Regions from separate parts of the Homo sapiens genome. Here region 1 is linked to region 2. A link is a loop called in an ENCODE intact Hi-C map of the cell type or tissue named here. Cell type or tissue: heart right ventricle. All regions are shown on one strand. Each heading gives the region's core, and the rest is flanking DNA. Links, peaks and the distances in the headings are about the cores only. Region 1 holds the start of LINC00547 (long intergenic non-protein coding RNA 547). Region 2 holds the start of LINC01048 (long intergenic non-protein coding RNA 1048).

Evidence for each region. A loop is a pair of places that touch in the nucleus more often than their neighbours do. Peaks named below come from ENCODE experiments on the same cell type or tissue, not always from the same donor. Only the 100,000 strongest peaks of a DNase experiment are listed, where the experiment ranks them.
Region 1: it touches region 2 in a loop (6-fold over the local background); 3 of 110 quality-filtered maps call a loop at or near these places.

The regions. Positions count from the first base shown.
Region 1 is chr13:37,529,539-37,545,653 of GRCh38, forward strand. It overlaps LINC00547 (long intergenic non-protein coding RNA 547), which reads left to right and starts at 5,402. Exons shown (of 5, transcript NR_040244.1): 1 at 5,402-5,426; 2 at 6,277-6,313. In heart right ventricle, for the core only: no CTCF peak of the experiment used is centred there; no DNase peak of the experiment used is centred there.
Region 2 is chr13:37,479,702-37,495,816 of GRCh38, forward strand. It overlaps LINC01048 (long intergenic non-protein coding RNA 1048), which reads right to left and starts at 5,083. Exons shown (of 4, transcript NR_125762.1): 1 at 5,004-5,083; 2 at 4,769-4,844; 3 at 4,584-4,692; 4 at 1,763-2,026. LOC124903159 (a long non-coding RNA gene) reads left to right here. Exons shown (of 4, transcript XR_007063761.1): 4 at 10,726-11,132. In heart right ventricle, for the core only: no CTCF peak of the experiment used is centred there; no DNase peak of the experiment used is centred there; H3K4me3 peaks cover 594 bases; H3K27ac peaks cover 4,310 bases.

The DNA.
Region 1 (16,115 bases), core at 3,439-11,438, 49 kb after region 2:
GATACGGATCTTGAAGGCTGATGTGGCATATTTGATAAAATGTAATTAAATATTCAGAACACTAAAAATTATAAATTTTTACTAGCTTGGTTTGATAATACAAATCACAGAGTCAGGATCAAAAAATTTCAAAGCTTAAAACATTTGGAAAGATAATTTCTACTTCTTGGTAAGATGAAACAGCTGACATCAGAGCAATATTTCTATTAAAACACACACACACACAAAACCCTAAATAAATTACATAAATAATTTTCCACAGAGAACTTTATAAAGAATGATCACGGGATGACCTAGTGTTCCAGAGAGTGAAGAACTGTCTGTGCTCTAATGGATTTTCAACCCCACCTGCCCCACCCCCACCCCAGGGGTTATTTGCTGATTTAGTGGGTAAGCTAATGGTTGAGCTTAGTTCTGACAGACAGCTTCTGTTGGGAGGAGAGGAAGCTAAAGTAGCAATTTTAGTGGTCATGTTCAACTAGAATAATAATTTGGAAACCTGAGGCTGATATTACCCAAGGGTCATTTGCTGAATCTGGGTCTCTGTGGAAGGTGAGGGAGTTGGGATTAGCCTTCTAAAAAAGCAGAGTGAGATCTCTGGCAATTTCACATAGTTTAGGAAGCCAACCTTACAGGAGAGGAGGACAGCCTGAATCTCACTGCCAATTTTCCCCTCAAAATATTTGCCAGATTTTGAAGCCATATTGGTAAGAAGTTGGAAAGCTGAGCTGGAAATCTGTTATTCAGAGCTTAATCTTCTGCAGAATTTGGAGACTGATGAGATAGCTACTTGCTAATTTATTTTTCTAAAACAAAGGCGGTATATGCTAGAACAATAGTGTTGACTTGGAAGTAGATAGATCCGAACTAAATCTCTAAGCCAATCTGGAGATAGTTTATCCTTGGATTTAATTGATGTAATCAGCAACTCAAGTTATTGCCTAACAAATAAAAAGAGAAATCCTCTGGTGGAATATAACATCATATGGAGTCTCTGAGGTTTTTTTTTTTATATACAGTGTTTGTCCTGTGAACAAATATCTATAATAATCAGATAGTTACAAAAGTGTGATTACCAGTGGGGGAAAAAATAAATAACAAATAAAAAAAATTACAATAGTAAAGACACAGGTAATAGAGATGTTGTAGTTAGCAGTCAATGACTTTGAAATAAATGTTTAAATATATTTAAGAAATATGTTTGAAAGTTATTCAAGAAAATGGAGAAGAAGTTGTATAAAATAAATGAGAGTATAAAATATCATTAGATGTTTATTGATGGAATGAATCAAATTGATACTCCGCAAGTAAAAAAATCTAAAATTATCAAGTAAATAGATGAGTTTATCAGTAGATTGTGAAATTACCTCTGTAAACTTTATAAACTTAGGGAGGAAGGGAGGGAGATAAATGAAGATAAGCCAAGCTTACAGCAGACTCACCATTAATTATTAGGTCAGCTTGCTCTTGGACCCACTTCCTCATAGTTGTTTTCCTACTGTCCCAGAAGCATGAAAACCTTGTCACAAGGTCATAGATCACCTTAACTGCCCTATAGACAACAACTTGAATATTGTGAAATGTAAAGTTTTCCATTTCAGTTATTCTTTCAAGTCCTGAATACCAGTGAAACTATTGAGATAAGCTGGTCTGAAGGATGCCGTGAGAAGCTGACTCACCAAAGAATGTAGTTTCCACATGCTGAAGATTTTATCCCCCTTACCCTGACTGATCAATGAACCCGATTTTCCAGCCTCTCACTCTACACAATCCCCTTAAAAATCTGACCCCAGAACTCCTCAGGGACATGGAGTTGAGGATCTCCTCCCATTTCCTTGCTTAGTTGCCCTTGGATACCTAAACTCTTTCTCTGCTGTAAACTCTGCTGTCTCAGTGTATTGGTATGTTACTACACAGCAGACATAGGAAATTGTTGGTCCTGTAATAATTGGGTGCATGAGAAGACAAGATTAGTAAAGTGGAAAAGTGAACAATAAAACATAACCGAATATAAGCAGAGAGAGTAAAAAGCATGGAAACCACAGAGCAGAGCTAAAATATCAGACATTACATTATTCTACTATTAGAATAATGTAACATACATCTTACTGATGTGCCAGGAAAAAAAGAGAGAATAAATCATAAATAACATTGAGGAGTAAACATCCAAGAATTTCTCCAAACCATTGAAAGATATCGACCTTTATATCCAAAGCTCTGGAAACCCAGAGTATTTAAACAAGATAACCACACCTGCATATAAAGTGATTAAATCAATGAAAACCAAAGGCTGAGAAAAATCTTAAAAGCAGTCTGAAGGCAAGATGTATTTCTATTAAAGAAACAAAAATTATTAATTTCTCAAGAGAAACATTGAAAACCAGAAGATAATATAATGACATTGCTAGGTGTTGAAAGAAAATAATTACCAAATTATAATTTAATATACTGTGAAGTTATCTTTCAAAACTGTAGGTGAAATAAAGCATTTTCAGACAAACAAAAATGAAGAGAGTTTATCAGCATTCAGCTTGAACTAAAAAAAATAAATGAAGGGATATTTTTAGGCAAAAAAAAAATGTTCAAAACACAGAAGAGCGGGAGAGAATAAAGAAAAAATGAGAGTAAATTCCTGTAATCCCAGCACTTTGGGAGTCTGAGGCAGGCAGATCCCCTGAGGTCAGGAGTTCGAGATCAGCCTGGCCAACATGGTGAAACCCCATCTCTACTAAAAATACAAAAATTAATTGGGCATGGTAGCACACACCTGTAGTCCCAGCTATTTGGGAGGCTGAGACAGGAGAATGACTTGAACCTGGGAGGCAGATGTTGCAGTGAGCAGAGATCACGCCACTGCACTCCTGCCTGGGTGACAGAGCAAGACTCCATCTCAAAAAAAAAAAAAAAGTAAATACGTTGGTTGATATAAATGAATATTAACTATAAAATATTACTGTTATGCCTAAATTATATGTAGAATTTAAATGACTGACAACTATATTGCAAGAGGTCAAAGTTTGGGAAAATAAGGCTTACAGCTTCTAAGTTTTTAGCTGTTTCAAGAAATTGGCAGCTTTCTTTGCCATTATCTCTGTGATTCTTCTAAATACCCATTACTGTTTTCTGACAGTCTGCCCAATGCCTTTTACGTGACAATAGATGACTCTTAACCCCATTCCAATAGATGAACTTGCTTTCTATTAACAAAGATTATTTTGCTGCTTCCACTTTTATAGCTACAATTAAATTGCAGACTATGTATAGTTTGAATATGTCCCCAAAAAGCATGCATTGGAAACTTAATCCCTAATGCAACAGTGTTAAGAGTTAGGGCCTACTGAGAAACAATTATGTCAGGAGGCCAGAATGAATGGATTAAGGCCATTATTGCAAGAGTGAGTTTGTTATAAAAAGGGGGAGTTCAATCTCTTTTGGCTTTCTCTCTTGCCCTATCTTTGCCTTTGCACCATGAGATGATACAGCAAGAAAGTCTTCGCAAAATGCCAACACCTTTTTATTGAACTTCCCAGCTTCCAGAACTGTGAAGCAATACATTTTTTTCATTATAAATTACTCAGCCTGTGGTCTTCTGTTATAGTTGCAAAAAACAGACTAAGACAGATTATTACCAAAAAAATCTGTTTTTCTTCAGAAATGGAATATGGTAGAGATGCATTATTTATACTGCAGTAACTTATGATGTGCCATTGCATTGTAAACTCTTAGCGGGTTCTTTTTCTTTATTCTGTATTAAAGCCAGACACTTCCTCAATTGGTATTGGCTTTCTTGATATAGTTTCTAGACTTTTTGCTTTTTGTCTTTCTCATGTGTGTATTATGAAAACATCGATGGCTATCGATATAGTCTTTCACATCTTCTCAAGGTTTGGCTTAAGTATACTAGTTCATATCCTCTGAAACTTGAAAGTGGTTAATTTGTAACCCTGTACAGATAGTATCAACTAATGTTTAGATTGTCTTGATCCCAAAGCAAAGATCTCAGAATGGAATGGCTTTTTTTAAAATGGTTCATTTAATTTGTGGATGTTCAAAAGCAATATGGTTATTTTTTCAGATAACTGAAAAAGGGATTCAAACCTGTCTACATGTTGTCCTTGCATACTGAAAAAAAAAAACAAACCACGGTTAGAAAACACTTTGCAGAACTTACCCAATAGTTATTTATAGGGAGATCAATGTGCTATTTTCTAATGCATTTTCTTCTGCTTTTTGTTTTTCACTCTTTTTTCTTGCTCTTTTAGTACCAATGAAACAGAAAACTGGATTTAGTCTCGACTTTTTAATATAATTATTCCAATTGTCCATTTTACTTCATTAAGTGTCACAGATAAAGATGTAGTATAATTTTGATCAAAAAAATAGGATTTAAAAAAACCAGGGTGTTTGAATAACTTAGTTTAAAAGTGCTTGTGTTTGCCTAAATATTCCAAATGAAGATCTTACATGTCTCAAATAAGCCTGACCATAAATAATGTTAAAAAATAAATATCAAACATATAAAAGGAGAAATAAAAGCAAATCACAATCCAAAACAAGTATTTCAAAAATACGTATCTAGCCAGAGGAAATTGTTTTAGGAAAATTATTTTATGAATTTAATTTTAATAATTTCAATTTTCCTTAATTTCCTTCCAGTAATGAGAAAACTATTTTCCATATGGTTACTATTTTTTTTTATATTCAATTACATTCTTGGGGGAAAGCTTCATTTGTTGTCATTTGTGGAATAATGCAATCTCATCATGGCGGCAGTTGAGAGTTCTGTGATTTGGATCTGACTCATTATGACACATCTGTTTTAAAGAGTATCAAACATGATATCCCTCAATTCATTTCTCATTATGTCTGAGCTTGGCTTAGGAATAGGCTCAGATCCGAGTATGTGATGTGAGTATGGGCTGAGATTCAGGAAGGCTTAGATATGGAAGGGGACTGAGAGAAGGACAGAGTTGGGTAAATAAATGAGGTGGCCTCAAGCTGAGATGTGGATTACAGACGAATTCATTGATGCATTTCAAAAGTGGAAAGGCAGGAGAAAATGAAATTCAATTTGCTTCATTTTAAAAATCGTAGCTCTAGAATTATATTATTCAAAAGATGTTAAAAATTCTAAATATTTTACTGTGGTTTTATTCTGTTTTTCTATAAAAAGATGGTATGTTCTCTCAAAAACCAACTATTTAGTAAGCATAGCATTATGACAAATAATTCTGAAAATGACAATCAAGTAATCAAGTTCTGTAAGTTCATGACCTATAAACAAATCAGAATGAGAAGTTTAAATATACTCCTTGTTTTCCCTTGCCCTTAAATGGTAATCTGAGTTTGAGGAATAACTTCTGAATGTATTTATAGCAGGCAGATGGTTCTGTTGCCTACTGTTAGTTTGGAAAGAATAGAAGAAGGTATAGATAGGTGACTGGAGAAGGAAAACACTTTACTAAGCCGACATGAATAGAATGCAGATTTTTTTAAGCCAAATCAGTTTTGAAAATGTATATATAAAATTGTGCAAAAGAATTTCTCTAGTTTTTTCCTGTATTATTTAATGGTTGAAGGCTGTAGACTTTTTTTTTTTTTTTTTTTTTTTTTGAGATGGAGTCTCACTCTGTCTCCCAGGCTGGAGTGCAGTGGCGCGATCTCGGCTCACTGCAAGTTCCGCCTCCCGGGTTCACGCCATTCTCCTGCCTCAGCCTCCCGAGTACCTGGGACTACAGGTGCCCACCACCACGCCTGGCTAATTGTTTTGTATTTTAGTAGAGATGGGGTTTCACCGCGTTAGCCAGGATGGTCTCGATCTCCCGACCGCGTGATCTGACCGCCTCAGCCTCCCAAAGTGCTGGAATTACAGGTGCGAGCCACTGCGCCCGGCCGTAGACTTTTTTTTTCTTTAACAGTAAAAATATACCACTTCAAAACTTGCAGTCACAATTCTAGCTGGATTAGCCAAACCATATAGAATAACGTTTTTTTTTCTTGTTTTTTTTTGTTTTTGTTTTTAAAAACCATGGAATTTATTTTGAAGAAAATATGGTTATCATTAATGTTACTTTTTATTTTCTTCCAATCTCCTATCTGATTCAAGTAATGAATTTTAAATTTCTGTTTAGTAAGTTTATTGCAAATGTGCCAAAATTTGACATCTGCAATTCTTAGCAGACGCTATGTTAAGAAAAACAAAGTATTATTTTAATTGGGTATGATTTCAGGCTCATAAACAAAATAATGAAGTATTTTTTTCCTTTTGCTTCCCAGGAATAGATGTTCACCAAGACCAGTAGTTCTCAAACAGGTGAGCATATTAGAATTGAAGTTCACTTGGGAAACTTCTATAAATTGTAAATCTTTTCCTTTCTCTCTCCAACACTCTTTCCAAGTTTCTTCCAGGTATTTTGCTATATCTCATGTTCAGCACAATTGCCAGCCATTGCAGTATGTTCTGGAGCTACAAGGTCCATGAACTATTACACTTGCCTCAAAGACTTCTAGTTTCTTTCAATTCTGATAAAAAAATAAATGACATGATACAGTGGGATAAGTGCTATTATGGTAAAATGAACTTTATGAAGACAGCCTCTAAAACAAATTTGTGGGTTAAGACAACTTATCAGAAGAAGTGAAATCTAAGTTGAGGGTTGAAAGATGACTGTAAGTTAACTAGTTATAAAAGGGGATTTTATGTTTGAGGGTGTATGTATTTAGGAGTGTGGTTTGAGTTTGAAGATTGTTGCAAAGAACATTTTAAGCAAATGTGTATTCTAAGAATATGCAAAAGTATGAAGGAAAGAGTCAGGATATATTGAATACATTATTGTAGTTTGGAAAAATGGTGCATGATTAATGAAGTGAGAGAAGATATTTAGGAGATTGAGGCTGATTATAAAGAGCTGGAGGAAGGAGTTCACCCTTTATCCCGAAAAGATAAAGTGAACACTTTAAATAAGAGACATCATATTTGTGATTTTGAAAAATTATTGATAGCAAAGAAGCAAGAGGCTGGAGGCAATTAGACACTAATGTAGTGTCTTAGAAAATACCTGAAAGTGAGTAGTTCATAAAGAGCAGAAAACTATTTTCCCACCATGTTGGAGTCTGCAGAGTTCAAGATCAAGGTGCCAACAAATTCAGTTGTCTGGTGAGAGCTGCTCTCTGCTTCCAAGGTGCCTTGTTGCTGTGACCTCGCATGATGGAAGGTGGAAGAGCAAGCTAGCTGAACATTGTATAAAGTCTCTTTCTTTTATAAGATCTTTAATCTCATTCCTGAGGAAGGAACCCTCAAGGCCTAATCAACTCTTACGGTCCCCACTTCTTAATACTTTCACATTAGCAACACCTGAATTTTGGAGAAGGCACATTCAAACCATAGCATGCAGTAATCCAGGTGAGAAATTATGGTAAAAAAAAATCATGAGAGTGTTAATGAAGAAAAGATTATGGAAACAAAATATTGAGTCCATATTTGCCTCATCTGGATGTGTGGAAGATTTTAATAAGATATTTTAGATATATTTTTACTCTACCACCCAGAAAATTTTCCTGAACAGTTTATAACATGAAGTATCTTGCTTCATGTAATACTTATAATTTATATATTTTAATGAATTATTTCAATAAAAATATTCATATGTTTTTCTTTAAGAAAGCACCTCTCATGATTCCTTAGCCCTCTCCAAGTACTTCCCATTTTCTGTTCCCTTCAAAGGCAAATTTCTCAAAATTTACACTGCTGTGATTGTCTTGCTTTTCCTTTATCTGTTAATCCACTCTTGGATTCTGCTCCCAATATTTCCCTTGCCAAGGCCCATAATGACATCTACATTGGAATAATCAGTGGATGTACTTCGGCCATCATTGGCTCACTCTGTTCTGGAAACATTTGCTTCCCTTGAAACTATGACCTTGGTTTTTTACCCATCTCTTTTGCTTCTCTGTCTCAATCTCTTGTCCTAGATGTTCCTCTTCTTACTAATCTCCAGCTACTGAAGTTCTTCAGGGTATCCATATATCTTCTTTCTTCTCTCTAATTTGTCTCCTAATCTAATTAATTTTTTTTTTGAGATGGAGTCCTGCTCTGTCGCCCAGACTGGAGTGCAGTGGCACGATCTCAGTTCACTGCAAGCTCTGCCTCCAGGGTTCAAGTGATTCTCCTTCCTTAGCCTCCCCAGTAGCTGGGACTACAGGTGCCTGCCACCACGCCCAGCTAATTTTTTTGTATTTTTTTTTTTTTTTAGTAGAGATGGGGTTTCACCATGTTAGCCAGGATGGTTTCTATCTCCTGACCTCGTCATCTGCCTGCCTTGGCCTCCAAAAGTGCTGGGATTACAGGCGTGAGCCACCGTGCCCGGCCTAATCTAATTAATTTTATAATTCCAAAAAATATCAGTGTGGCTATACATGAACAGATTATAGCTATTCTAGTTAAATTTTCTTATTTGAATTGTAAATTCTTGTGTTCAAAAACTTATTTGATATATCCATTTGATTGGTTGTAAAGATCTCAAGAGTTTACAGAGGCACTAATCCTATTTACAAGGGCCCTATCCCTATGATCTACTCACCTTCCAAATGTCCCACCACTTAATACTATCACATTGGGGATTGGATTTCAATACATGAATTTTAGAAGGACACGAACATTTGGAGTATAGCAAGAAACAATAGTAATCTACTAAGCAGGTAATAGCTTGTATACACCTCAGTTTGTGACTTAATATAGATGTAGCAGTTCTTCAGAAATTTGTCTTTGGATAAGAAGTTAAATCTTATGTTTTGGGTGACTGTTGCTAAAAATAAATTCCAAGTACTTTCTAAATTAGGAGAGATAATTCCCCTTTGAATTATATATTCCATTAAAACATTTTAGAGCTGAAAAAATAAAAGAAATAGATAACAATGAGCTTTTTAGATCACCCAGGCATAAATAAAGGATACTCAGCTATAAAAATGACTAAACAAGGACTTGATGATTTTTCATAATTGATGTATGCTACTTGTATTTTCATTACTTCATATGCTACTTGTATTTTCAGGAGTGCTGTGTTCTAAGAGAATAAATTTTGGTTTAAAAGATTTGAGAATATGACTGGGTGCAGTAGCTCACGCCTGTAATCTCAGCACTAGGAGGCCTAGGTGGGAGGATAATTTGAGCCCAGGAGTTCAAGACTAGATTGGGCAACATGGTGAAACTCTGTCTCTACAAAAATACTTGGTGACATGTGTCTTTAGTCCCAGCCACTCTGGAGGCTGAGGTGGGAGAATCACTTGAACCCTGGGAGGTTGAATTTGCAGTGAGCTGAGATTGTGCCACAGTACTCCAGCCTGGGTGATAGAGTAAGACTCTGTCCCAGCCAAAAAAAGAAAAAAAAGATAAGAGAGTAAGAAATTAGAATAATTTTATGACTTACATTTCCTTCCCTGGATCAAGGAAAACTGTTTAAAAAAGCAGGGAAGGCAGATACAAGGGGCATTAGGTAAAGAGGTTATTGCTGCATAGGAGGGGAACACATCTACAGTGACAGATGAGGAGGCAGCTACATTTCACCTCTTGAGAGAATATCTGAACTATTATTAACCCACTTGATACCTAAGAACTGAGTTTTACCTAACCATATATGTTAAAATACTATCACACTATTAAGCTTCCCTGTTGCTCATCCAAACCTGACTATCTCCATGAAACAATGGACTCTCCTAATTACTTCCCTATATTATCATGCACCGCCTCTCATGACATTAACACAGAAGTCCTCAACATGTTACAGATTGTTGTGCACTGCAGTAGCTGTTTTATGTGAGACATCTGGGTCTTGGTAAGTTATGTGCATTCTTATCACCACATTCTCTTGCCAGAATGACTGGTCCAAAGAGTGAACACGTAACTGGTGGAAGATCAATTGCTCTCCCTTTTTTTGGCATTGACATATAAAACAATATTTTCATCTAGGGTTTATGGACTGAGATTATCAGTAGCCATGTTCCATACCCTAGGAACATACAGAGACAAAACAAAACAAAATAAAAAAACAAAAATCTAACTAGAAAGAGATAGAATCCCCAGTCCCAATTCCTAAATTTGTGGTGTGCAGCTCTTCCTTGACATCTATCAGCTATTTGAGTGTATTTAGTTGTATATAAACTAACACTTTATTGTCTTGCTCAATTTATTATGGGTTGATTTTCTGTTGTTTGCAAGCTAATGGATCCTAATAAATACATTAATATAAAAGCTGAGAAATGCAGCTAAAAATAGTAATATGTCATATCCAATTAGATGATGTGAGAACATAACATTTAAATTAACTTTTTCTATCTCCTATATGTCATGACTCATGAAATTGAGAGAAATAACATACCACAATAAATTTGGAATAATTCTGAATTCTGTGTCCAAGCACTTTGGTGTACTCTGTGCATATATGTGACAAGAATCTATTATTATGCTTAAGAATAGGTATTAATTGCAGTATTTGAAGAGTAAAACTCTACAAGTTCATGAGTTATCAGTAACTTGTATTTAGAGTTGGATCTGCACTAGGGAGATCAGTTTCATAATGGGGCTATCATTTTGCCAAATGCAATAACAGTTAATTAACAACACATTATTAAGAGCCAAATAATCCTTAACAAAACAAAACAAAAATCTGGTGTGAATTTAAAGCAATATGTCCATGTGAAGGGAAAATACAGTTCTGGAGTTCTCAGAGTGTGTTCAACCTGGGATTGATTATAGTTTCTCACTTTACCAGTATAAAGAACAAGCAGGAAGATTTGAAGTAGGAAGCGACGTGTGTGTACATGGAGTGGGCTGGTACAGTCAGGGACTAATAATGGTTGGCTAACATGGAGAGACTTTGAAGGAGAACTAACTAAAATACAACTTGTAAACTCTTAGGCATTTTCCTGTGACTAATAACCACCACCAGATGTGTACAGTTGACAACAGCTTGAAAAGATTCTGAGACCACTTTTTTTTTTTCCTCTGAATGTGTTGTTTACAGCTTTGTTGTCTAGGAATGTTTATTACAAATGGAGAGAAATTGGACGGAGCCACAATTGGAAACACTACAATTCTGATTCAGGAGAAATATTTGAAAGGCCTTTAATAAAATTTTAAAATAAATTTGTTTTAGTCATTCATTAAATGTAATCCATATGAAACGTTAGGAGCCATGGGGATACAAGGATGAGAAGAAAATGTGGCATTTTATCTAAAGTCTAAAATTTTTTAGGAAAGATGGCATGATAATACAGCTTCATGTTTGCTGAACAAACTAATTCTGGAGAGAGACAAGATTGGCTAAGATATGTGACAAAAGAGAGGTTTCACCAAAGCACTCTGTGAGATCAGAAGAGGATGGGGTGGTTTGTCTGGGCATATCCACATGGGTGCCTGGGACGACGTGGGACTTGAGTGGAGTCTTCAACATAAAGAGGAAAGAAACATCGGAAATATTATACCAAGCTCATCTAGGAAATGGGGAGTAATAAAATTTATGTCAGCATACACAGTATTTGTCAACTCTTAGAATGAGGTTAAGTTAATATTAATTTTCCAAGGGCATTTTAAATGTCTGAATAGAAGTGTAGACATTCTTCTATAGTTAAGTGAAAGTGTTCAAAGTCACTGAGCAATGGAGTGACATTATCAGAACTGAGTTTTAGAAATAAAAATGAATTGAATTTTTACAAATGAAATAAGACCAAGAGACACTTTAAGTAGGAAGTCCAATTGGGAAACTTGCCATAGTCTAAAAAGCAAATCATAAGGATCCAAAGGATAGTAATGGGAGCAAAGGCCAGATTCAGGGAAAACGGAAAAATAAAAGAAATACAGCAAACAGGAGAATAGGACTAGAAGGCAGGCTCTTCACTAAGACACTCTTAAAGTCTTCATGTATATGCCCATGTGTTCCTGATACCACTGGACTTTTCATCCTTGTCTTGTGCCTGTTTTCAAGAGAATTCTTCCAGCTTTTTCCCATTCAGTTTGATATTGGCTGTGGGTTTTTCATAGGTAGCTCTTATAATTTTAAAATACGTTCCCTTAATGCCTAGTTTGTTGAGGGGTTTTAAGATGAAGGAATGTTGAATTTTATTGAAAGTCTTTTCTGCATCTATTGAAATAATTATGTGGTTTTTGTTTTTATTTTGTTTATGTGACAAATCACATTTAATGATTTGCGTATGTTGAAGCAACCTAGTATCCCAGGAAGAAAGCCTACTTGATCATGATGCATTAGCTTTTGATGTGATGCTGGATTAAGTTTGCTAGCATTTTGTTGAAGATTTATGCATCAATGTTCATCAAGGATATTGGTCTGAAGTTTTTTTTTAATTGATGTGTATCAGGATGATGCTGGCCTCATAGAACGAGCTGGTGAAAAATTAATCCTCCCCAATTTTTGGCATAGTTTCAGTAAAAATGGTACCAGTTATTTATTCTTTTACATCTGGTAGAATTTGGCTGTGAATCTGTCTGGTCCTGGGCTTTTTTGGTTTGTAGACTTTTTATTACTGATTCAACTTTAGAACTCGTTATTGGTCTGTTCAATGATTCAATTTCTTCCTGATTCAGCTTTGGAAAGTTGCATGTGTCCAGGAATTTATCCATTTCTTCTAGATTTTCTAGTGTGTCTGCAAAGAGCTGTTCAGAGTAGTCTCTGTTAATATTTTTTTTTTGTATTTCTGTGGGGTCAGTGGTAATGTCCCCCTTTTGATTTCTAATTGTGTTATTCGGATCTTCTCTCTTTTTTATTAGTCTAGCTAGCAGTCTGTATATCTTACTAATTTTTTAAAGAACCAATTCCTGCATTCATTGATCTTTTGTATGGTTTTTCACATCTCACTTTCCTTCACTTCAGCTCTAATTTTGGTTAGTTCTTGTCTTCTGCTAGCTTTGGGGTTAGTTTATTCTTGCTTCTACAGTTCTTCTAGTTGTGATGTTAGGTTGTTAACTTGGAATCTGTCCAACTTTTTGACGGGGGCATTTAGTGCTGTAAATTACCCTGTTAGTACTGCCTTACCTGTGTCCCAGAGATTCTGGTGTATTGTATCTTTGTTCTCATTAGTTTCAAATAATTTCTTGATTTCTGCCTTAATTTCATTATTTATCAAAAAACCATTCCAGAGCAGGTTAATTTCCATACAATTGTATGGTTTTGAGTGACTTTCTTTGTATTGATTTCTATTTTTATTGTGCTGTGGTCCAAGAACATGGTTGGTATCATTTTGGTTCTTTGGCATTTGCAAAAGATTGTTTTATGTCCTTTTGTGTGGTCTATATTACAGTATGTGTCATGTAGCCATGAGAAGAATGTATATTCTGTTGTTTTGGGGTAGAGAGTTTTATAGATGTCTATTAGGTCTATTTGGTCAAGTGTTCAGTTCAGGTACTGGATGTTTGTTAATTTTCTGCTTCTATTACGTGTCTAATACTGTCAGTAGCGTGTTGAAATCTCTCACTATTATTGTGTGGGAATGTAAGTCGCTTCATAAATCTCTAAGAATTTGCTTTATGAATCTGGGTGGTGCTATGTTTGGTGTGTATATACTCAGGATAGTTAGGTATTCTTTTTGAATTGAATCGTTTACCATTACTGGTGCAATGGTCATTGTGGTTTCAGACCATGAATTTTAAATCAGTATAACTAGGCTCAAACACATCTTTATTAATCAAAACAGGAACCATTATAATAAACACATTTTTGCCAATGAGAAATAAGTTTGTTTATTCCTGTAGTGTAAAAATCTGTGCTTTGGGATTTGACAAACTCTTGGAAAGCATTTTCTGCATCTTGCTTGTTGTGGAAGCATTTTCCCTGCAAAAAGTTGTCGGGATGCTTGAAGAAGTGGTAGTTGGTTGGTGAGAAGCAAATTTCATAGCTCAATTTGTTCAACTTTCAAAGTGTTGGTTGGGCAATGTGCATTCAGATGTTGTCATGGAAAAGAATCAGCCCCTTTCTGTTGACCAGTGCTGGCTGCAGGCGATAGAGTTTTCAGTGCATCTCATCGATTTACTGAGCATACTTCACAGATGTAATGGTTTCAATGGGATTCAGAAAGCTGTAGAAGATCAGACTGGCAGCAGACCACCAAACAGTGACCATGACCTCTTTTTGGTGCAAGCTTGGCTTTGGGAAGTTCTTTCTTTGGAGCTTCTTATCCGTCCAACCACTGAGCTGGTCATTGCTGGTTATTGTATAAAGTCCACTTTTTGTCACACATCACAATCCAATTGAGAAATGGCTCATTGTTGCTGTGTAGAATAAGAGAAGATGACATTTCAAAACGACAAGTTTTTTTATTTTTGTTCAGCTCATGAGGCATCAATAAGCAGGTACTTATGGAGCTTTTTCACCTTTCCAATTTGCTTCAAATACCAAATCACCATAGGATGGTCAATATTGAGTTCTTCAGCAACTTCTTGTGCAGTTGTAAGAGGATCAGCTTTGATGATCACTCTCAATTTGTCATTGTCAACTCCCATATCCTTTGAAAAACTTCTTGAACCACCACTGCACTGTAAATTTGTTAGCAGTTCCTGGGCCAAATGTGTTGTTGATGTTGCAGGTTGTCTCCATCGCTTTATGACCCATCTTGAACTTGAATAAGAAAATCGCTCACATTTTCTTTTAGTCTAACATCATTTCCATAGCCTAAAATAAACATAACATAAAGAGCAAGTAATAAGTCATTAGCAAAAAACCATAAAGCGAGAAATGCCCATTAAAATGATGTATAACATAACCACATTTATTTGGCAATATATCCCAATACCAAATGGCAAATTCCAACAATGCAAAAACAGCAATTACTTTTGCACTCACCCAATATAACGCTCTTCTTTATCTTTTTAAAAAACCTTTGTCGGTTTAAAGTCTGTTTTATCTAAAATTAGGATACCAGTCCCTGCTTTTTCTGTTTTCCATTTGCTTGGTAGATTTTTCTCCATCCCTTTATTCTGAGGCTATGCTGTCACTGCGTGTAAGATTGGGTTTTGCTTCTTTATCCAGCATGCCACTCTGTGTCTTTTAATTGGGGGCATTTAGCCTGTTTACATACAAGGTTAATATTGGTATGTGCAGATTTGATCCCATCATTGTATTGTTACTAGGTTGACTGGTTTGTGTGGTTGCTTTACGGTGTCATTGGTCTGTGTACTTATGTATGTTTTTTTAGTGACTGGTAATCATCCTTTCTTTTCATATTTAGTGCACTTTTCAGGACCTCTTGTAAGGCAGGTTTGGTGAGCATTTGCTTTTGCTTAGCATTTGCTTGTCTGTAAAGGATCTTATTTCTCCTTCACTTATGGAGCTCAGTTTGGCAGGATACAAAATTCCTGGTTGGAAATTATTTTCTTCAAGAATGCTGAATATAAGCTCTGAATCTCTTTCTGGCTTGCAGTGTTTCTCCTGAAAGGCCAGCTGTTAGCCCGATGGGCTTCCCTTTGTAGGTGACCCGCCCCTTCTCTCTAGCTTCCTTTAACATTTTGTTCTCTCATTTTGACCTTATAAAATCTGATTATTGTGTCTTGGAGATGGTTCTCACAGGGGTTCTCTGCATTTTCTGAATTTGAATATTGGTCTGTCTAGCAAGGGTGGGGAAGTTTTCATGGACGATATCCTGAAAAATGTTTTCCAAGTTGCTTGCTTTCTCCGCATCTCTTTCAGGAATGCCAGTGAGTCACAGGTTTGCTCTCTTTACATAATCCCATGTTTCTCAGAGGTTTTGTTCATTCTTTTTTATCCTTTTTTCTTCATTTTTTTCTGACTATTTCAGAGAGTCAGTCTTCAAGCTCTGAGATTCTTTCCTCAGCTTGGTCTATTCTGCTGTTAACACTTACAATTTCATTATGTAATTCTTTTTTTTTTTTTTTTTTTTTGAGACGGAGTCTCACTCTGTCGCCTAGGCTGGAGTGCAGTGGCGTGATCTCTGCTCACTGCAAGCTCCACCTCCCAGGTTCACACCATTCTCCTGCCTCAGCCTCCCTAGTAGCTGGGACTACAGGAGCCCGCCACCATGCAAAGCTAATTTTTTTGTATTTTTAGTAGAGACAGGGTTTCACCGTGTTAGCCAGGATGGTCTCGATCTCCTGA
Region 2 (16,115 bases), core at 3,979-11,978:
ATGATATGTCTCTTGATGACACCCAGAACTTCCTGTATTCTATATTAATGATTTGTGTACATGAAGACTTTCTCCTGAGAGACTATAGCTCCTTGAAAACAGATAGGAGACTCCTTTATTTCGTATTTGTGATTGAGAAATACTTATTTTCTTTCCTAGAGTGCCCAAATACTCAATAAATATCTAATAGATGACGGAAATGCTCTTTGAGTAGATGGATGAGAAAAGAAATGAGGGAGGGCATTTTTAAATAGAATTTGAGAGTGTTTTGAGCTGATCATCTTGTTTTTCTCTCTGAAGCAGTTATGAGATTGTTACTGTTGGGAAAGAAGAAAGATAAAGGAGAAAAAAATCTTAGGCAATACATGAACAGTTTTAAGAACAGATGTAGCTTGTGGCCACATTATATTTAATAAGATAATAACAGTAAATTCTGCTTTCCCATGTGGTTGGAAATGGAAATGGGCCAGGTCAACTCGGTATATAAATTTTTTTCCAGCAACATTTTGCTCTTTAGGCTCAGAATTTGAGGCAGTGCATGGTAGAAAAAGCCTGTAAGTTTAATTCAAAAACTGTTTTGCCATACTTGAAAAATAGTTTTTGTAAAGGCTTAAAATAATTGCAGACAAATAATACAGGGGAATATGTAATACAGCCAGGGACCAAAATAATATAAATGATTCCATTAAAAAAAAAAACTCTCACAATTGTCAAATAGACAATGGATGCTGCATTTGACAGTGTGAATCTATATAGCTGTCTTCTCTCTATGTACTTAGAAAATGGTCAGAGTATATAGTGAGCTGTTCAGATCAGGCAGGGAGCCAAGTTAAATTATTATCATTAGGAAAACAAAGTCCTTGAACAGAGGAAGATAATGATCTCTTCTGGAGAATCAAGGTGATATTTGATAAATTGTGTCACACTCTTTCTTTTTTCCTCTTTTTTTTTTTTTTTTTTTTTTTGAGACAGAGTCTCGCTCTGTCACCCAGGCTGGAGTGCGGTGGCATGATCTTGGCTCACTGCGACCTCTGCCTCCTGGGTTCAAGCAATTCTCCTGCCTCGGCCTCCTAAGTAGCTGGGATTGCAGGTGCCTATCACCACTCCCAGCTAATTTTTGTATTTTTAGTAGAGACGGGGTTTCACCATGTAGGCCAGACAAGGGCCGCTTTTGAATCATGGGACTAGTTTTAAGTAGAAAAGATATTCAATAGAAAGTTTAGTAAATAAAGAACGGACAAGGAGAAACACAGCTAAATAGAAAATAACAAAAGGGAAAAGCTAGAAAAATATCTTAGGTACCTATACTAAAGATTTGGTTTCTGATAGTTCTTTAAGAAGGATGAAACATCAGGAGAAAGATGCCTGCACTAGGCTGAGATTCAAGAGACCTTGGCTTTTGTCCCTGGTAAAACTTGGCAAAATGTCTCATGTGATTCTGTGATCATGTCTCTGAACTGACTCAGGTCCAGCACTCAGACTCTCCCTCAGGCCCATTTACATCTCCTTTTTCTTTGTGTACCCCAGTAATAGAATCCATTGGGTAACATTGAAGCAATGACTTCAGTTTTCAGCTTGAAGGTCCAGATGGTTTAGCCAAAGTGCAAGTCAGTTCCTGAGAGCAATAACAACATGAGGTTATCAGAACTGTGTATGCCGTGACTCTCAGATGTCTGAAGGCTATCATGCGAAACCTGGCTGTTCGTGGAAAGAATTAGTACATGGCTACAGCTACTTAAAACATTGACCTAAAATAACAGAGTTTCAAACAAAATAGAGTTTTATTTCCTTCCCATGTAAAAGTCGGAGGAGAGAAATTCTACTCAGCCATCAGATACCTAGGCAATTGCATCATGCGCTGCACCATCTCTCCAGTGCTGTTCTCATCCTTGTGGTTTTCCAGGGCTTGTCACCACATCCATTTTTCAGGTAGCAGGATGGAGCAAGGAAAAGGAGATGATACATCTCTTCCACTTTAAGTTTCAGACATCTCATTAGCCAGAACTTGGTCACGTGCCACATCCATCTGCAAGGTAAACAGAAATATAGTCTCCATCCTGAGAGGTCATGTGATCTAGATAAAAACTCTATTACTATGAAAGGAAAGAATGGACTAATGAGGTAAACAAGTGTTTCCGTGGAAACATGGCCACCCATGCATGAGCACACACTCCCTTCCTGTATCTCTCTCTTTTTACCAGTGTAATTTTCAATAAAACCACACTCCAGTCATTTGTTAAAAAGTGCATGTTAGTATTCTCACTATATAGACATTCTCAATGTTTCATTTGGCCAATTTATTAAAGTCAGCATTTGAGGCAGGCCATATGGGTGTGTTTAGCTGCAGTGAATCAGTCATTTTGACTAAAGGAAATGTTTTTGGAAGGACATTGCAGAGAGAGCCCAGCGTGGGCTCAAAGTGATGAATGCTTTGTTTTGCAGACTACATTAGACCAGGTGATTTTGGGGGTGAAGAAGTAAGGTGGGGAAAATCAAGTATTCTAATTAGACAGCTGATGATGGATTATAAATTGTAAATAATTCTCTTAAATAGGCAAAGAGAAAAGGCTTTTCTTGATAGAATCAGGAACTAACACAGTCCCAATAGCAACTGATAATGATTAAACTGACTGGGGAATGATTAGGAGACATAAAAGGGAATATACAAAAATACTGGAAAGAAGCATCCATCATTAGCTAGGAGAATAACCTGAAAACCATGGCAATAATAAAAGAAAAAAACAAGTGCTTCACTAAAGAGTCTGAGGTTGGCACAAATACCAAAGTATTCTCCAGAAACTTCAACCCAATAGTATGCACTGATGAAGTGATATTCCATCCCATACATTTCACAACATTTTAATGTTCTCTTATTTCCGCATTAGAAAATAAGAATATCCATATTCGGAACAACTGTTCATCCTGAGTCTAGTCATATTTTTGGCAATTATATTCAGCAACATTTTTAGGAGAATGTTATATTTCACCATGATATCAAAAGCTGGAGATTATTTAAATTCTTCTCAACTCAAATCCTGTATACCTCTGAACATTTAGAAAGAGCTCTTTTTCTTGCCAGTGAAAGCACCTGAGAAAATAAGGCCCTTTGATTTTTTTATATGGGCCTTTCCAAATATTCTACTGCACATGACATTTTATTAAATCTGGGTTCTCTAAAAAGGAACTTTATAAATATTCACACAAAGATACCTTTCATTCCTTGTACAACCATGTGTACATTGTATACCTATGTGTTTGTCCATGTGTGCGGATGCCATGCAAGAGAGAAACTTAACTAATTGTTTAATGATTGTTCCACACAAACTTTGCTGAAAGTACATATAAGTGCTGGTTTCACAGATTGTCTAATGAGTTGGTTTTTGTTTAATTATAGAAAGCAATTAAGTCTGCTGTGACATTTGAAGAAAGCCAGCAGGGTTTTCTTCTCAGATGTTTTCAGTTTTAAAGTCCAAAGAACTAGAATGAGAGTTGTGTTTGTCTCCAGCTATGAGTATTTCAAATGAGCTGTAAGTAAATAATATTTTGTGATGAGATTTTCTAATAAGCAGTAATTAAGATTTTCTTACTTATTTCTTAAATGATGACAGACACAGCTCACTCCAATTCTAGTTTGGTTTAACTCTGTGTGTGTGAAATACATTTTTATTTTTCATATTTTTAAGGCACAACTATTTACTATCAGCATTTTGTTATTTATACATCTTTTTAGTCAAAATTTTATAACAGTGGCCACATAATTTTTTGGAATAAAGTCGTAGTCAATTTTTTTAAAGAGGCATTTAAGGGTTCACTGTGGATTATAATCTATTTCTGGAAGCACTCAGCTGGAAAAAAAGAAGTGAAAGCAATTTCAAGTTTTGACCAGCATCTTTAAAATATAAGAACATCATTTCCCAGGGAAACAATGAAAGCAACAAATGGTAATGTCATTTAAAAAAAAATTCAGGTCAGGCGGTGGCTCACGCCTGTAATCCCAACACTTTGGGAGGCTGAGGCGGGTGGATCATGAGGTCAGAACCTCGAGGCCATCCTGGCCAACATGGTGAAATCTCGTCTCTACTAAAAATACAAAAATTAGCCAGGCTTGATGGGAGGTGCCTGTAATCCCAGCTACTTGGGAGGCTGAGGCAGGAGAATTGCTTGAACCTGGGAGATGGAGGTTACAGTGAGCCGAGATCATGCCACTGCACTCCAGCCTGGGTGACAGAGCAAGACTCTATAAAAAAAAATAAATAAATAATTGGAGGACTTCCACAAACATTTAAATGATCAGAATCAACTTTGAAATATGTTATTTAACTAAGTCTGTTTTACCTTCAAAATGAACCAAGTTAGTATGATATAATTTATGAGTAAAATCTGTTGAAATCTTGAGCTTTATGTAATAAGAGTTTGAGAAAGCACAAGAATGAGGCAGCAAGAATGAACAAGCCATGAAAAAGCACAGCCTCAGTTTTGTAGGTTGATTTGCTTCATGGGCCAAAACTGCTTTCAGAAAATATTCTGACATTAGCAAGAATGCTTTAAGAACAGAGATTTTTGTCTACTGCATTCATACTTACCAAATCAGCCACTTGCAATGCTGTGTTGAGAAGCAGTAAAAATAAGCCGGGATTAGGAGTCTTAACGACTGTCTCACTCCCTTTTCTTCTTTTTGGCCCTCTGAAGTCACTAGTGTATACAAACAAAAACTTAGAAAGAAAAAAATCTCAAATACAGTGTTGCCCAACAAATGCAGTGTCCTCACCTCCTCACTCTTCAGAAAGCCCTCTGATCACCTCTGCTCACAAGTGCTACTTTGGGAAGGGTGGCTCTCATGACACCTAGGCAGGGGACAGGCCATGTTTAGCAAACACTAGTTCTTTCCTGTTACAAATCCTAAAACCACAATACCCATCTGTATGAGTCCGTTTTCACACTGCTGATAAAGACATACCTGAGACTCGATAATTTATAAGGAAAAAGAGGTTTCATGAACTCACAATTCTATGTGGCTGGGGAGGCCTCACAATCATGATGGAAGGTGAAAGCCATGTCTCACATGGTGACAGACAAGAGAAAAGAGCTTGTGCAGGGAAACTCCCCTTTATAAAAACCATCAGATCTCATGAGACTTATTCACTATTATGAGAACAGCACAGGAAAGACCCACCCTCATGATTCCATTACCTCCCACCGGGTCCCTCCCACCACATGTGGGAATTCAAAATGAGATTTGGGTGGGGACACAGCCAAACCATATCACCATCCCTATATGTATTTGTCATTGAATTGCTGATTCTTTGGTCAAAATTACCTAATATTACCTTTTTTCCTGATACTTGATTTTGAAATAAGTCCTATGAATCTGTAAGGCATCAGTTCTTTACTTGAGAGCCACCTGCTTGTTTCCTGATTGCAGAATAATGCAGCAAAATTATACAGGATGGAATCCCCTCAAAGACAATGCCTCTGGAGAGAGATCCAGCAACTTACAGGAATGGGTCCACCTAGTTCAGGGCAGCCTATATTTGTGGAAAACCATACAGCCTATATTTGTGGTAAACCATAAAGAACTTCACTCCAAACATATGGATAATTAATGTGTTTGAAATGAGAAAGAGGATGCAAGTCTGTAAGGTGATCATATTAGCAACATGGTTTTCAGAGAAAGAATGTGCACCCTAGCTCCTTTGGAAGGAGTTGCTTGACATTTCCCAGTATCTGAAATCAAAGTGCGGATGCCCTGCCCAATCCCCCTCAGAGGAGCACCTTTGCAGCTGATCACTGCCAGCCAGGAGCAGCCTTGTGTGTTCTGTGTGTGCAAGGTCAGGAAAAAGTTTGAAAACATAGCTATGAAGTAATAGAATATCTCTGTCAAAAAAGAAGTAGGGTCACTTATGATTGGAAATGTTTGAGCTGTAGAAACTGTTGAAAAACTAAAGGATACTGCTTTTGTTTTTGAGTTATCACTCTTTTCTTGTCCTCAAAACAGAATGGAATATAGACACCTATGTGGGTGCACACACACACTCTCACACGCACGCATGTACACACACATCTTTCCTCTCTCACCAGAAAAAAATGTTGTGTTGGAGAATAATGCAAACAGGCAAGGAACAAGCAGACTTTAGACAAGACATTCATTTATTGTTACAAAGTGATTTGTGGCTACTCATTGCCAAATGACTGGAGCATGCAGTAATGGAAACCTGGGAATTAAAAAAAAACAAAACCTCAAAACACCAAAACTTACTGCCAACTCCACTGGTCAACAATACACTTAATATCTCAATCCCCTACTCCCTATCAAATAAACAACCTTTGACTCAGAAGCCTCCTTTATATCTTTGAACATGGAAAAACAATGGGCTTTGCTGTTTTATTGGTGTTTAATTCCCAAGCACTTGTCCTTACTTAGGGATGGGGTTGCTCATGCAATTTAAATGTCCTCACATAAGTAGATTTTTGGCGATTGCTCCTGCACTTTTCATTTCAGTCAGCTGAGCAGGGTTTCTACATCCTATTTGCCTCCCTCGGAGAAGAGGAAATTTCTGCAAATTATTTTCTGTTTATTCTTGTGGTAAGGTAATTCACTTCCTCTAAGGCTCGACCTTCGGATTTGAAAACGAAGTGAAAGTGAGTGTGAATACTGATATGACATCAATGTTTTGGAGATTGAGGGAAATTTCCCTTTGGCCAGTGGCTGATTTAAAGATGTAAAGAGTCCTATGTGGGGCATACTGAGTCCTGCCAAACCGACCTTCCCGTTCAGATGGTTTGGAAACTAGGCTGTGCCACATGCTATCTAATTTAGAGGTTTCTCTTAATCCTGCTATTTCCTATCATACATCAGGGGCTTTCACAACATAGCACATGTGTCTGGGAAAAACTGTAAGTGAAACAACCAGGGCAAATCTAAAGACCTAAGAGAATGGTGAGCAACTTTTTATTTTTTCATCCTGCCCAATATCTTAAGTGCCTCTCCACCAAGAAAACCCCCCAAAAACCAAAAAAAAAAAACAATAAAAAAGATTAGCTGTCCACTTTGACCACTTTTTTTCACTCAAAATGAATCATGGAATTCCACAGATTAATTGTGAATTCTTATATCTTAGGCTGCCTTCATTGAATAGACAGATTTTAAAGGAAAAATTGGCACTCACTCAAACAATAAAATGGTAGTATTAAGGAACCTTTAAGAATTAGGATCCGGGAGGCAATGTTCCATTATTTCATCATTTAAATTTATTTGGGTTTTTGGGAATGTATGAGTGAGTTTACACCCACTTTCATTTCATTTCCGAATTTGAAGATTGAGCTTTACAAAGAGGTAGTGACTTACCTCAACTCACACAATGAACTTCCCCAAAGAGGTGTGGTTGGAATTAGAGCTTGTTCTACCCACGCCAGTGTTCACATAGCAAGTGTGCTCTCTAATAGCTGATATTCATATAGTGTTCGGTAACGGCCAGTTTCCACATACATCTTTTCTTTTAATCACACTCATATTGTGTGACAAGCATATTCTCTTTTTATGGACTAGAGACCGTAGATTACAGGCTACTGCAAAGCAGGGATCTTGTCTACTTTGTGCACCATGCTATTCATATGGCCTGCTGTGTTGTAAGTGCTGGACAAGTAAATGAGGGAGAACTTGTCCCACAGTTCAGAAGGGGTGCTGTGGCCTTCTATCTATAAATTGTTATTAGACCTCTGCTCAAACATTTTCAGTGATGAGAAATTCATTGCCTTCCAAAGCAGCCATGGTACATATCCTTTCTTATTTTAGTTTAGTTTAGTTTAGTTTTGCCTGTTTGTTTTTGCTTCACAGCTCCTCATTGCCTTCTCTTCTACTCAGAGTGGTTCTGTTGATGTCAGTTATGGTTGCCGGGCTCTTAGGGGCAGACGCATAGCCTAGGGTAGGCCTTTCACAGCATCCATCCCCCATCTACAGTCACTGGTCCAAGAAGTGACCACTTTGGGAACCAGTCATGGTTCTCCATCACACCTGTCAAGTGGAAGATGAAGGAGAAAGGGCCACTTTCTTCTTTTCTGATTGCAAACTCTGGTAAACCCAGTGCTTCCAGAGGCCCTCTTTGCTCTTGTGTATCAAGAGACTGCCTGAGAAAGAAACCAAACACAAGACAAAAACCAAACAGAAATGGACAGCATGATGGCAGCTATTGAAACCTCTAAATCCTCTGTTCCTAGAGCTAGCTCCACCTTTGGGTTTCTCAATTGTGTGGTTAATACCTTTCTCTTTTTTTCTCTTTTTGTTTTACTACTTATAAGCAAAAGAGGTCTAACATGACTACCCATTCCATGATGACACAGTTTGGACTTTTGAAACATTCTTATGTGGATCCCAGATCCCCTTTATAGAGACAAGAAGAACAGGTGTAACTCTTTCATGTAACAGTGTTTCTGACACTTGGAGAAAACTACCCTCTCTTTTCCTCAGCTTTTGCTTAAGTCTTCTGTCCAGGTTCTGCACCCTATTTTGTCAACTTCCCTTCATGTGATGTAGTGTCCCACACCATCTTAGTTGCTAACATTTCATTACATCTCCATTTGCCCACAGCTATCTTAATATGAGGGAAGATTAACACAATGTTCAGCAACATAACATAGGATAATAATTTTCTTTCTTTCATACATTGTAATTTTTCACTGCTCCTGAAGGTCTCATTGGCCTTTTTAAATATTATAATACATAATTGACTTGAAATACAAGTGTTATGAATTGAAACTCTCAAGCTTGACACATTTTTTGATAATAAAGTATGTCTCCCATAACTTTTAATAATTTTGTTCTTTTTAACTGATTTTACCTTTATTTCAAATTAACTTCCATTTATAGGTAGAAATGTTCCATATTTTATACTCATTGGTTTTTATGTTGGGTCTATCAGAAAATGAATTTGCTATTTCCTTTCATTTTATATTTTCAGAAAGCTATGTTTAAAGCTTGTGTTTTTAAAATTTTTATTTATTTATTTACTTGTGATAGCATCAAGGAAGTTAAACATTTCTATGGCAGAATGCTATTTGGAAGTCCAGGATAGTTACTTAATAGTTTTCTTACATGAATGTAGTGTCTATTTATTTGTGGATCTTTTACTTTCCTAAATCTTTATTCATCTTGAAGCTCTGGTGACTATTAGTATAAAGAATGTGATTTTCATTCAGTTCCTGTCTGAGACACTAGAAAAAAAATGGTTTCTTTGCTTCATTTGCCAAATATTCTGCACAGTGCTTATTTTGTATTTTTTCCCATATTAAGTGTAATACAAGACTCATTGGCACATTATAAATAAGAAATTAATGCTGAAAAGGAAGCCACTTCCAAAAGCAGCATTTCCCCAGGAAATAAAGAAGAGGTGAGATCAGTACCCCCAGAGAGTCTACAACTGTCTTCTGTCTGTTCCCCTTCTTCTTTTACAGGATAAAATGAAAATTGAGAAAGAATTCAGATAATTGAGACTAAAACGTGCTGCCTTAGTTATTTCAATTTCTCATACAAAATGTATGCTTGGCTTGAGGTATATTATTATCTTCCATGTTTTAGTTATAGTCTTACTGAATTGTACAAGAAGGAAAAAGGTTAAAAAATTAAAGTGGATTGCATGTATATGTGTGTGCCTAAAGGCATATTGATAACATAGAAACATAAATATGTTATAGAAAAATTATACCATGAGGATCAATTAATGTATCAAAGGGAAGGTAATGTTATGATGATTGATCAGATTCATTTCACTGTGACCCAGATTAAAGCTTTTTACTATTAACCCGTGGCTTCTGCATTTACTGGGGTGGATTTTTCCTTTTTGTATAGCTGGATAGGAACATTTTCATGTCTTTTCACTTTAAATTTGCTCAAACAAAGCACTAAACCAAAAATGATACAGATTTAAATGAAGATTCTGTAGGAGAAAGAGAGAGGGTGAAACCATGTACCACAAAACCTTGTCCTCATTAAATATTTTTATTTTCTGCAAGTTCTCACTGCCATCATAACAAAACTGCTGGTTTTCGTTATCCTCCCTTTGGTCACTCTGTATCCCTTCTTACTGGATCCTTTATTTTGTCATTCTTATTTTTCCTCAGAACCTCAAATCCTCCATCTTTTCATATACAGGGCAATTTCTTCACAGCCTTTTGTTAGTCAGGAAGTCCTTTTCATCATAATTGGTTTATTTTAGCTTCGAAATCTTTCCTCTAAATATGCACAAGGCTTTCTCTGAAAGGGACTTTGTTTTATTTTTCCATCTTGTTACAATTTCCTCCATCACAGTACATAATTCTGTAGTTGAGGATAGTTGTGAATAACAATTCAGAAAGCAGGAATTGAAGCCTATTTCTCCAAACTCATTGATATTATTATCCTGTAACTAAACTCTAAGAATTTTAAGAAATGTATCTCTATGGGGTCACCTATAGCAGTAAAACATCAATCATCAATAACTTTTATGTAGGCTTTGCTTAATACATTGTAAACTTTGATCTCATATTATTTTCTAGGTATAAGGGTTAAAAATAAGTGCCAGTCTAGATTTTGCTGAAAATAACTTCTGTTTTAATATCCTGTGATTTTCACCACAATCATTCCCTTCATTGCCAAACAATGAATTGGCAAGGATTCTTGTTCAATTGAGGTTTAATGGAAACTGGTTGCCTTAAGAAGAAATTGACTTATGTGCATGATGTGTTCATTTGCAGGCAGCTTCAAAGATCACCAACTGTAAGAAACAGGAAGAGACTTTGAAGTAGATAACTTCTTGTGTTTTTTTCACATATTCCCTGGTGGAATTTTAGTTTTGTATCATGCTTTTCCAAGTTTTTCTCCAGATGTTGTATAGTTTTTTGTTTTTGTTTTTTTTTTTTTTTTTCCCGGAAAAGTTTAGACATCTTGTACACAGACATCAAGATCTAAAAACGGAGGCGCCAGCTCTATTTTACAAAAATATCTGATAGTATCTTATTGAAGAATGTTGGAATCATTCAAGCGACTGCTTCTATCCAGTTTCCACGCTGTCTGAAGATCCTCCTTGAAATCCCATGTAACCTTTAGTATAATGCCCACGTTAAGAAAAGTGGGTCAGTGATTAAAGACATATTGAATCATGTTTCTGGCTTTTTGTGTTTATAAATTATGTATATAATTATAAATATAGTATTTATATAAAAATATAAATGTATACATGTTTATATTTATTATAAATTATTATAAATAATCAGTAAAACATCAGTGGACCAAACATTCTCTGTACAATTAATTACGCAGATAATAGAGTACCTAAGAATCTCTTAAAAAATGAGTGTAACATATGTTTGTTTAGTACACAGTCTGTAGAAGAGAGTTGTTGGTAATGTACTGTGGACTGGGGTCATATTGCCGGTTCCCATGCATTTTCCTTGGAAGATAAAGACAGCGATCAGGTTTCAAGTCATTCAAGACAGAGACACAAGCAAAGGCACAGATATTTGAAGGTAAATAAATAGGCAAATTTGACTAAGGAGGATGCTATGCTAGTATTTGTTATAGTATTAGTGTTAATATAAGGTTAATGCATGTTAGTTAGAAAGAAATAATGCAAAATTAATCTTCTTCCTCTCCCATTTGAACTATATAATTAAATAGTACATTCATCTTAATATTCAGGTAATATTTAACCAACTCAGGTTAGTCATATTAATAAACCTATCACAAGCTGAAAACAAAATCAAGAGAAATCAAAACATTGACTTTTAACTCCAATCTTATAATTACTTTAAAATATTCAAACAGGAGGCTTTGGGAAAGAGAGTGACTTGTATTTAAATGGGCATAGTAAGAGTGAAAGAAACAGAGAGTACTGCTCTGCCCCAGGCACTGTGCCAGTCATCATGCCCACACTAACTAGCTTACCACCTGATTTAGAAGCCGCATTAACCAACATGAATGGGTTCTTACCCTTGGTGCCTACCTTTGCCTTGCCAGGACATGATGGACAGGGCCCTGGGAAGCCTCTGAGAAGAAAGTGAGGACACAACACACAGTTCGCTTTGAAACTATAGACAAGGTGTAGCATATGGCTTTGATTTATTAGTATATGCTTGTAGTCAGTGGCTTCGGGTTTTAGAGAGGACACTTTCGAATGTATTTCTGTGCTGATTCCAAGGTGTTTTCAATTAATGCCCTGAAAAGCTTTCAGTTTCTCATTTACTTGGCTGATGGATGGCTCCTTAGATGTATATTGGCTCTTGAAGGGTTTCTCTGTCTCTGAACAAGGGTGAAATTAAAGAAGCATTTTGTAAAGTGGAACTTTTGCCCTGGCAGGAGGAACCAGACATTTCCACAAATAAACACATGCATCTGTGAATCTGTAAATAGATTGATTATTATTTTTTCTGTCAAGTGATTAAGAGCCTAGGGCTAGTTAATTAGCAGCTAATGAGAGAGAGAGTGTGTGTGTGTGTGTGTGTTCTACTGGTGAAGCTCTCATTGTTAAACTAAAATAGGCCTAAGGGTGTTGATGCAAAAAGAAGGTATGTGCACTGGACTTACAGAAAGAAACAATAATTCTTGGCAAGAAAACAGAAGTCTTGCATCTATGAAAACATTTTGATCAGCTGAGATCAGGCTGATTTTTAGGTTCAAAATACCATCTTCACCCACAAAATCCTAAAAATTTTAGCCAAAAAGGGGTAAGGTTTATGTTTAAGAAAAAAATAGAACTACTTTGTGGATCCTGGTCTGCCAAACCTGGTTCATTTGTTCATTCATTCAACAAATCGTATGGAGTGTCTCTATGCCAGGCACTCTTCCATGCAATAAGGACACTCAGAATAATGAACAAGACTAATAAGAACCTAATTTGTCTTGAAAATTAAATGTAAAATTAAAATGTAAATTAAAATTTACATTTTACAAGAGGATTTTTTATCATCTTTGCTGAAAATTCCCCCAAATATCTCTAAAAAGTAGTGGCAATCTACATTTTCTATTTCTTTTCTTCTTTCAATATTTTTTTCTCTCTCTCTCGCCAATTTTAATGCAATTTGTAAATATATTTAAGAGAGAGAAAGGTGATTTTTAAGTTAAGTACTAATATTGAGGACCTCTGACTTTTTTGCTTAAGACATAATCATCTTTTGTCGTGGGAAGAAGCACCACATTCCTGTGGTCTTGGTTGACTGCTGAAATGCTTTCACAGGTTTGGTGGTGTCCAGCATTGAGAGCTAGTGCTCCTTTTTTGGTCTGCATTACTTATCTCCCTGGGCAATCTTGTAGAGGCCATAACTTCTGTCTCCTTAAATAGGCTGCTGGGTCCAAACTCAATTTCCAGTCTGGAATTCCCCTTCCCATAGCCACGAAGTGTTTCTAAATCTTTCCCAAACACTGGGAGAACTCAAAGATAGAGGCAAATGTTGGCTCTACATCATAGTATCTGTTGTCTTACAATTAAATATCCAATGCCTACAATTTTTCTTCATAGTATTTACATTGGGTTAGACCATAGTTTAAATTTATCATCAGAGACTTTGTATTTTTCTTTGTACTTGAAGTAGTGTTTATGCTGCTCAAGTCATGGGGAAAAATTATTAAAACAGGTTGGATGCTGCTCAAGCCAAGAATGAGTTGTAAATTAGAGGCAATATGATGTCATAGTTAAGATCATGGCTCAGGGGCCGTGCTGCCTTGGTTTAAATCCCAGCTGACTTTGGACACACAATTTGCTCCTCTATCAATGAGAGTAATACCATCCCCTTCACAGAATTGTTGTGAAGGTTAAATTAGCTGTTACATGTGAAGCACATAGAACATTGCTTGGCATATAGAAAGCCCTATATTACTTTCATTATTAGGAGTAAGATTATAGTCAGGGATAGGGGAAGGTCATTGCTAAATTAAGAAGATAAAAGTTTAAGCCATGACAGAATAGGTTAAAGTTTGGAACTGACTTGTATGTTACCTGTGACTGCATTGGGCAATTAAAAAAAATTTAGTATGACACCAAATAGAAAACTAACTTTCATTAATAATATGATCTCATAAAAATAAGTGGAATAGTGAATGAGCATGTTGAACTAGGAATTACATAACTGATAATTCAAATTTGCTCTTCTGTCAACTGCCTTTCATATCCTTGGGGAAGTTTCATTTCATGTTATCTTTTTCTCATTGGTTTATAGGATTTCTTGTGTACTTGGCTTATTAGGGGAAAGTCTCCACTTCTCTGGTTTCATTTTTCCATGCAGTGAATTGTCCCCAGAGTTGACGCTCTTGGTCTCTTGCCCACCTCTTATTCCTTTCTCCAAATGAATTATTTCACTGTTAAGATTAGGAGTATCTGAGCATGTCCTGTGCGGCTCTTTCTGAGCTACTCTTTTCTTGGAAACAGGAAGAATACAGGACAAGCGCATAGGTCTGCTCTGTGCCATGGAGCAAGGACCCTGCCCTTGTAGGAGAGACCCATATTTGTCCAGCTGTGTCAGTATCATATGGCTAATTCTAATAAAAGATGAAATATTAAGAAACTCACTTGATTTCAGATGCAAACCATGTATTTTTTTTCTTTTGCCAATTAGGGTCCTGGCAGGAAAGAGATGTCCACTCAAATCAGCTCTCTTAGGGCAGCTTAATAGGAGGACCATTTATAAAGATATGGACAGGTTAGAAAAACCAACGAGGGAGGGTAGGAGCTATGAGTGCCTGCTAGGAGCTAGGTAGAAGACAGGGGACACAGTCTTAACTGTTATGCTAACTTCACTGGGTGATGCCAGTGTGGATATATTCCAGAACACTCCAACCTGAGATCTGAAATGCTACATATCCTTGATGTTTAGCATATGGATTAGCAGGGGAAGAAAGGAAGAGAAAAAAAATCCAATGGTTAAATTGTAGAACACAGAGTTGTTCTATACCTGCTTCTACAGTTCTCTGTGAGATCTGAATTGAGACTTACACTTCCTTCTTCCATCACCATGTTCCCCTTAATGTCTGTCAACACCTTGGCTGTTCGGAGTTATTTACCTAACGTTGTGCACCAAAACTTCATTTATGTCAGATTTCAGTGCTTACTGATCCTCTCTTCCTTGTGTTGTCTCCGTTTTTCTTTGATTATGACTACTGATGAAGGAAGTACTAAGGGGTGCCAAGCAAATTCCCTGGGTTTCTGATACAGTCTTTTATTTTGCCTCCCAACCAAATATCTCAAGTGCAATTAGGATCAATAATCCTGACATCTTCTGGGAGATGGAACTGGTGGTAAGACTAGTAAATTCAATGAGCTTGAGTCCATTGTCTCTTATCCTTTACTATAAACCTTTGTTCAAATATTCTCATCATATGGAATAACTTGGTGAAAAATAGTTAAGACATTTGATATGTTCACAGATGGTCAAGCTGGCAGAAAACTACAGGAAAGAAAAGAAAACCTGTTGCCAAATCATTTGTGTGCTTCTACGAGGACAAATTGCTGTTTGTGGTATAATAGAAGTGAACCAACATCAAACTGTCACCAGGTGACCAACTGTTCCCCTGAGGGAATAGTGACTCAGCATTGGCCTCTGTTCCTTGGCAAATTGGGCACAAAGCAGTAGTAGCAGCCAGATCAGCTTTGATGAGATAAAGTCCACATTGCTGAGATCATGCATAACTGAATCCCTGCTACCAAATGAGCCTCTTTACACAGGCTCATTTAGCAGAAGAAGCATGGTTCATAATATGAGCCATCTTCTCATTGTAATGGAGAATCTCCTTTGCAATGGACACAAGGATGTTTTATCTGCATGTATGGGAAAGGTACACTATGTATTTCTTATCACCAATATTTTAATCTGGTTCTTTCCAAGTCCTTGACCCTGAAACAGGATTGGTTCATTGTCTTGTGAAAAGAAAGACAATCTTTCCTTTCACGCAAAGTGGACAATCAGATATTGGACCCTGGAATTTTCCCTTCATTACTGTCTTTTGGGGGCATGGTAGTGGGCTGTAATGTGGTGGCCATACATTTTTGCCGGGTGTCAACATGCCATACAAATCTATAGCAAACCAAGGCACCCTGTCTTTTTAAACTTGTTTTGGGGAGTTTTCCCGGAGGCCATAGAGGTATTTTGAGAAAGAG